Linked DNA regions of Homo sapiens: region 2 is linked to region 1. Evidence: chromatin loops called from intact Hi-C (ENCODE). Cell type or tissue: mammary epithelial cell. All regions are shown on one strand. Links, peaks and the distances in the headings refer to the core of each region. The heading gives the core; the rest is flanking DNA. Region 1 overlaps MOXD1 (monooxygenase DBH like 1). Region 2 overlaps MOXD1 (monooxygenase DBH like 1).

Region 1 (2,912 bases), core at 317-2,816:
TGCATTATTTTTCAGTATTCTGTTGTGTCTTACTGAGCTTCTTTAAAATCAATATTTTGAATTCTTTTTTGGGGGGTATTTCTTAAATTTCTTTTTGATGAGAATCTGTTGCTGGATAATTATGGTGTGCCTTTGGAGATACCATATTTCCTTATTTTTTCATGCTTCTTGTGTCCTTACATTGATCATTTGTGCATCTGATATAACAGTTGCTCCAGTTTTTTGAATTTGCTTTCATAGGGGATGACATTTCTTGAAGATTTATCTACGGTGTTGGCTGGGTAGGGCACTTTGGCCTTGACTCTAGGTGTGGGTGGTTGTATAGTCTCTGTGTAATTTTTCCAGCTGTAAACAGTGTCAGTGGTGTCTGTGATTTCCTCAGTGGTTTAGGGTGTGATTATTAGTGGAGGTTGTGGTGAAGTTTTGCTGGGAACTAGGACATTAGGTGGGCCAGTCTTTGGGCCTCAGTGGTGGCAGCAGTGGGTTGAGCATTAGCCTCTCCAGGTGCTGGGAATATCATGGTGGGTCAGGAGGATGGGCAGGTTATCATGCTTCTGGGTAGCAGGTATGCTGTGGCAATGGCAGTAGCTGTGGTGGGACAACTTTCTGGAACCCAAGTGGTCAGTGCTGGTGTTGGTGATGTCCATGATGAACTGGGCAAGCTGGTCCTCAGTCCTGCAGATGGCACATGAAAATGTATAGCTGCCTTTTTGTTGGGGTGGCAAGGTCACTTCCAGTGGCTCCTGCCTCAGCCCAACAGTGGTGTCTGTGGGTGATGAGTGTCAGTTGGGCTCCAGGGATATGGAGGTGCAGGGGCTCTTGGGCCCCCAGGCAGAACACATTCTGGCAGGGGCGGGGCTTTCATAATGGCACAGTGCTGCAGCTGCTTAGGACTTGGGGGTTTGTAGGACTCAGCATGAGCTCCCTGTCTAGAACAATGCCATTATGTGATCTCTAGGCAGTTCTCTGTGAGTCTCAGGGCCCATGAGAGTCCAGGGGCTCTCCTATGGCTAGCATTGTAGAATTCTGTGGCAGGAATGTGGACCACTTGGTGTCTCTCACTTACCCTTTCCTCACATTAAGGAGCCTCTCCGGGCTCCCAGCTGATCCCAGCTAAGCTGGCTTCCTTGCTTCCCTCTCCTTCCTTGCTTTCAGTGCTTCCCATCACTTCTCTGTTGAATTCCAGTATTCTCTCTCAGATGATCTATTCAAAATGTGATTATCTAATTGCTATTTTAGCTCCTCTCTCTGGAAAAGGTGAGTACCAGATGCATTTAGTCAGCCATCTTGAAGCTTCCTGTCTACATGCATCCTTTCTCTGTTGGCACTACTGAAATTGGGGGCAATCTTTACTTATTCTCCTTTCCTTTTCCCACCCCCTTCTCTGTCTGACACACACACACACACACTCACTCCACTCACAAGGAGTTGGAAGCAGTTGGTAATTTTTCAACTGTCCTCCTATTCTATACCCTCTCCACCCTAGAAAAAGACTTCTGAAATTCAGCAACCATATATTTTTCAGTAGCTGGCAATCATTAATTCAGGGTTAGATCCAATGAGACTACCTCCAGAGGGCAGTGTGACATTTACCTGCAGACCTGTGGAGTTAAGAAATCAGATTTTACTTAAGGCCACAGGCCCTTTAAAACTATATCCAGGGACCTGGCATATGGAAATTTGCGCTGCCCATTTTAACCTTTTTGACTCCTTCTGGAGATATTTCCGCAAAGAGGATATTAACAGGTATGATCAAGATGGGAAAGAAAAGAGAGAAATGTGGTTGTAAAGTGAAGCCTATCTCAACATAATCTATTGGATAAATTGTTCTGGAGCAGCTCATGCTTGTGGAAACATTTCCCTTGAATGCTGCCGAGGTCAGTTTCTACACCATCTTTCACAGAAGTGTCAGGGTGAGGTGGGAAGCCATCTCCTTTTGCACTGGCTTTTCAAAACCTCACTATTTTGTCTCAGTGAATCAGTTCAGCTCTCATTGCCCTGATGGATTCATGTCCTTTCCTTGTTCTTTGCCCCTTTTTGACACAGAGCAACTCCACCCCCGCCCGAATCATTTAGCAACTGTGAGTGCCCATTTGAGGCAAGTAATGCAGCCGATGAATGCTGAGTTTGTGTGAATTAGAGAAGAGAGCAACGTTGTTGAATATGCCTGTTGAATTTGCATGAAAATTGATTCACCCTTCTTATGGGGGTATAAATCGCTGGTGAATGGAGGCTGAAACATATGTTATCATTTCTTACAGCCTTGCTTGCTTGTCTCAAAAACTGAGGCCTGTGATGCGAAGTGTCTTCAGCAGCAGGGTAATTGCTGCCGGGCCACTTGCTGAGGAAGTGCTTGGAACTGATTTGAAATCACAGAAAACAGTGAGCATTCTTTGTGGTTAACGATGTGCTTCTTTTAAGCACACCCCAGCCAACGGCGACAAAGAAATGTTTGGAAAGCAAATTGAAAGGCTGTAAGGGAGAGATGAAGAGAGTGTGCAACCCTGACACAGCTCAGCTGGTGCTTTGTTAAGAGATATTTATAAGTCTTCAGATTATGCCCCCCAATTTCCAGGCAACGAAGAGACTTCTCCAAGTGTCGTGCTTTGTGCATTAGTAATAAGGACACATGCTCCACAGTAATGCTGGAACACAGGATGATGCTCTTCAGCTGTGTGCTTCTTCCTGGCGGAGCAGATGATTTCATAATTAGCCTGAGGAAACAGGCAGACCTAACAGCCAAGGAAACAATGCACCTGAATTGACAAACGAAGTTCAAGGCTTTAGGCAACCAATGGCATATTTCTAGAGTGTTGGAAGGAGAGGCAAGAGTCTACTTCAAAGAAACTGAATGGTGGTTTATTGATTTTTCATTTGTAATAGAGCCATATTAAAATAAAGTTACTGGTGAA
Region 2 (2,912 bases), core at 93-2,592, 59 kb after region 1:
CAGAAATTTATTCTCTCACAGCTCTGGAGATCAGGAGTCTGAAATCAAGATATAGGCAGGGCCAGGTTCCTTCCAAAAACTCCCCTTCCTTGCCTCTTCCAGCTTCTGGTAGCTTCTGGCATTCCTGGGCTTGTGGCAGCATCACTCCAATCTCTGCCTCCATCTTCATGCCTCCATCTTCTCTCTGTATGTATCTATGTCTGAATCTCTCTCTCCTTTCTCTCATAAAGACACATGTCATTGGATTTAGATCCCACCTTAATCCAGTATGATCTCCTCTCAACCAATTACATCTGCAAAAACCCTATTTTCAAATAAGGTCCCCTTCTGAGGTTCAAGGTAAACATGAATTTTCAGGAGACGCTGTTCAACCCAGCACAGGGAAATAAAGCAAAAAAAAAAAATATGTTTCTTTCAGCCAGCATTATTGTTTAGGTAATTGGCTATTTGAAGCCTCCAAAACCATACGGATTTTTTTTTTTCCAATACTCGGTGTCTTTCACAAAAAGCCCTTTTTGAACTGAATCTGTTTTCAGGGTAGGTGCTGGTGAAGAGAGATCAGCAGGTAGGCACAGTTTTGTCAAAGATCTCATTCTTTCAGTCACTGAAGGGAAATATACATTTCCCCTAAGATTTTCTTGCCTCAAATTCTGAAACATTTTCTTCGTTCTAAGTTCTAGGGAATTCTGCAACACATAGAATTTTTTGGTATTATCTCTGTACCCAGTCACTTGGTCTTAGGTTCTCTATGTCTCATCCCACTCTGTATAGCTCAAGTTAAGTAGAATAAGATGCCACCAAGTGTAGATTCTTTGAATCGTTTCATTACTTTCTACATTGTAAAAAATGAATATATAAAATGGGTTCCTGATATTTAAGATTTTTTCAATCATATTGTGTCCTTTGCATCAAATTCTATCCCCCCAGCTCTGCCCTCAGGCAGCTACAGAGTGGATAGAAACGCTTTCCTCTCTCATCAAAATAATGAAGACATTTGCTGAGAGCTGATTAGGAGGTGTGCATAAATTGGGAAAGGTTTTAGGATAGCCACTTCAGGGAGCTGAACAGAATGCAGAGCAAAACCAAAGAAAGATTGACGTTCTGAGGCAAAAGTGTGAGTTATGAACTTTGAAGTCTCATGCGAATACTTGTATAAAGTTTATCTCCAGTGTCCTTAGTGGAGGATGAGAAGGAGCAGATGACAGGAGTGATTCACCATTTGAGCATTTGGGTCAGTTGTGAGTGCTGGTGAGTGATGAGTTCAGTGACCTTCCAGGAGAAAATGGCTGGCTGAGCAACTGGAAAAGTGTGAAAGAGCTAACAGGAAAGGAAAGAGGCACAGAAAGAGAATTTCAGAGGTAGTGTACTCATGGGCAGGGTGTGACAATGGGATTCAGTAGCTGAAGTGGGATGCAGTATAGTGGAGATAATCAAGAAACTAAGAGGCAAATGAATTTAATGATTCAGCCTCATTGATGTTGGCTTCATGGAAAGGGTAGTATTCATTTTATTTCAATTCAATAAATAGTTATTAAGCACTCTTTGTGCTGCAGGGGCTATGTGAGGCATATTTGACCTGGATAAAGTGCGTAAGAAGAGATGATGAGATTAGGAAAAACGGTCGTTGTCAAGGTCAGCTTTATGGTCAGTGTTAATTTCCACCTTGGTTTTGGCTACTCTTGAGCAACTGTTTATTGTTGTTCTCTGCTTTTCTTGCTAAGATATCTCAAGTGTATCTGAAAGCTCCCGTTACTTGATCTAATGGAAGAGACTGTTTTCCTCTTTCAGGTTGAAGTCTTTCCCTTTCTGTCTGTGTTCTGGTTTCTGGGCTGTTCCTTTAATACACACAGTAGTTAATAAATAACCCACGGCTGCCAGGCCCTCCTTGCCTGGTCTGTTTTGCCATCAGAAGGTAAGCTCACGGGCCTGTCACCATTCTGGGTCTGTACACCCCACCTTTGTACAAGAATGTGGGATCAATAACATAGTTTGATGTCATCAGGGGAATTTCCATGTTTGTGTCTTGCCTCCACTTCCATATGCACTGCTTTGTATTTCTTTTTATTTATTTCTTCTGCCATCATACAGCCAGGCTACAAGCAAGATTAAATTAAATGTTCATTCCAGTGTCAGGAATACCAATATATCTATATTCGTATACTTTCTATGGTCATGACTTTCTTTAATAATTCGTACAATTTTAATATTTTTGAATAGAGGCAACTCTTGGCATTCCCCCTGTGATTGTGATAATAATGTGAATGTGTGAAGTAACCAGAATAAGGAACACTTTTTAAATGCTACTCTGATACATTACAGGGTCAGTATTTTTTTTTTTTTTTTTTTTTGAGACGGAGTCTCACTCTGTAGCCCAGGCTGGAGTGCAGTGGGGCGATCTCAGCTCACTGCCAGCTCTGCCTCCCGGGTTCACGCCATTCTCCTGCCTCAGTCTCCCGAGTAGCTGGGACTACAGGTGCCCGCTACCACGCCTGGCTAATTTTTTGTATTTTTAGTAGAGACGGGGTTTCACCTTGTTAGCCAGGATGGTCTCGATCTCCTGACCTTGTGATCTGCCCGCCTCGGCCTCCCAAAGTGCTGGGATTACAGGCGTGAGCCACAGCGCCCGGCCCAGCCTCAGTATTTTTAATTAAAAAATGTATAACTCTGTCATCATTACAAGTAATATAATAATGCAAAAACAAAAGTCTTGTCTTTTCCGTGGACAGTTACCCAGCACATCAGAAAGTCGGGTTAATGCAGCATTCAGCCAACAAGCAGGAAGGGGCATGGAGCTCTGTGTGTGCCTCACTCTGCTTCCTCAGATGGTGCCTTGGCTAAAGAAGAATAGCATAACATAGTTTAAAACACAAGTTTGTTGACTGCTTAAAATGTTTGTAGAACTTGTTGTGGGA

The links. A loop is a pair of places that touch in the nucleus more often than their neighbours do. Peaks named below come from ENCODE experiments on the same cell type or tissue, not always from the same donor. Only the 100,000 strongest peaks of a DNase experiment are listed, where the experiment ranks them.
Region 2: it touches region 1 in a loop (4-fold over the local background); 1 of 110 quality-filtered maps calls a loop at or near these places.

The regions. Positions count from the first base shown.
Region 1 is chr6:132,391,649-132,394,560 of GRCh38, reverse strand. All of the region lies in intron 1 of MOXD1 (monooxygenase DBH like 1), which reads left to right. Among named protein-coding and RNA genes, the nearest start is that of MOXD1, 8.4 kb to the left of the region's middle. In mammary epithelial cell, for the core only: a CTCF peak has its summit at 1,574 (motif pointing right); a DNase peak (open chromatin) is centred at 2,690; H3K27ac peaks cover 798 bases.
Region 2 is chr6:132,332,772-132,335,683 of GRCh38, reverse strand. All of the region lies in intron 4 of MOXD1 (monooxygenase DBH like 1), which reads left to right. Among named protein-coding and RNA genes, the nearest start is that of MOXD1, 67 kb to the left of the region's middle. In mammary epithelial cell, for the core only: no CTCF peak of the experiment used is centred there; a DNase peak (open chromatin) is centred at 1,243; H3K27ac peaks cover 298 bases.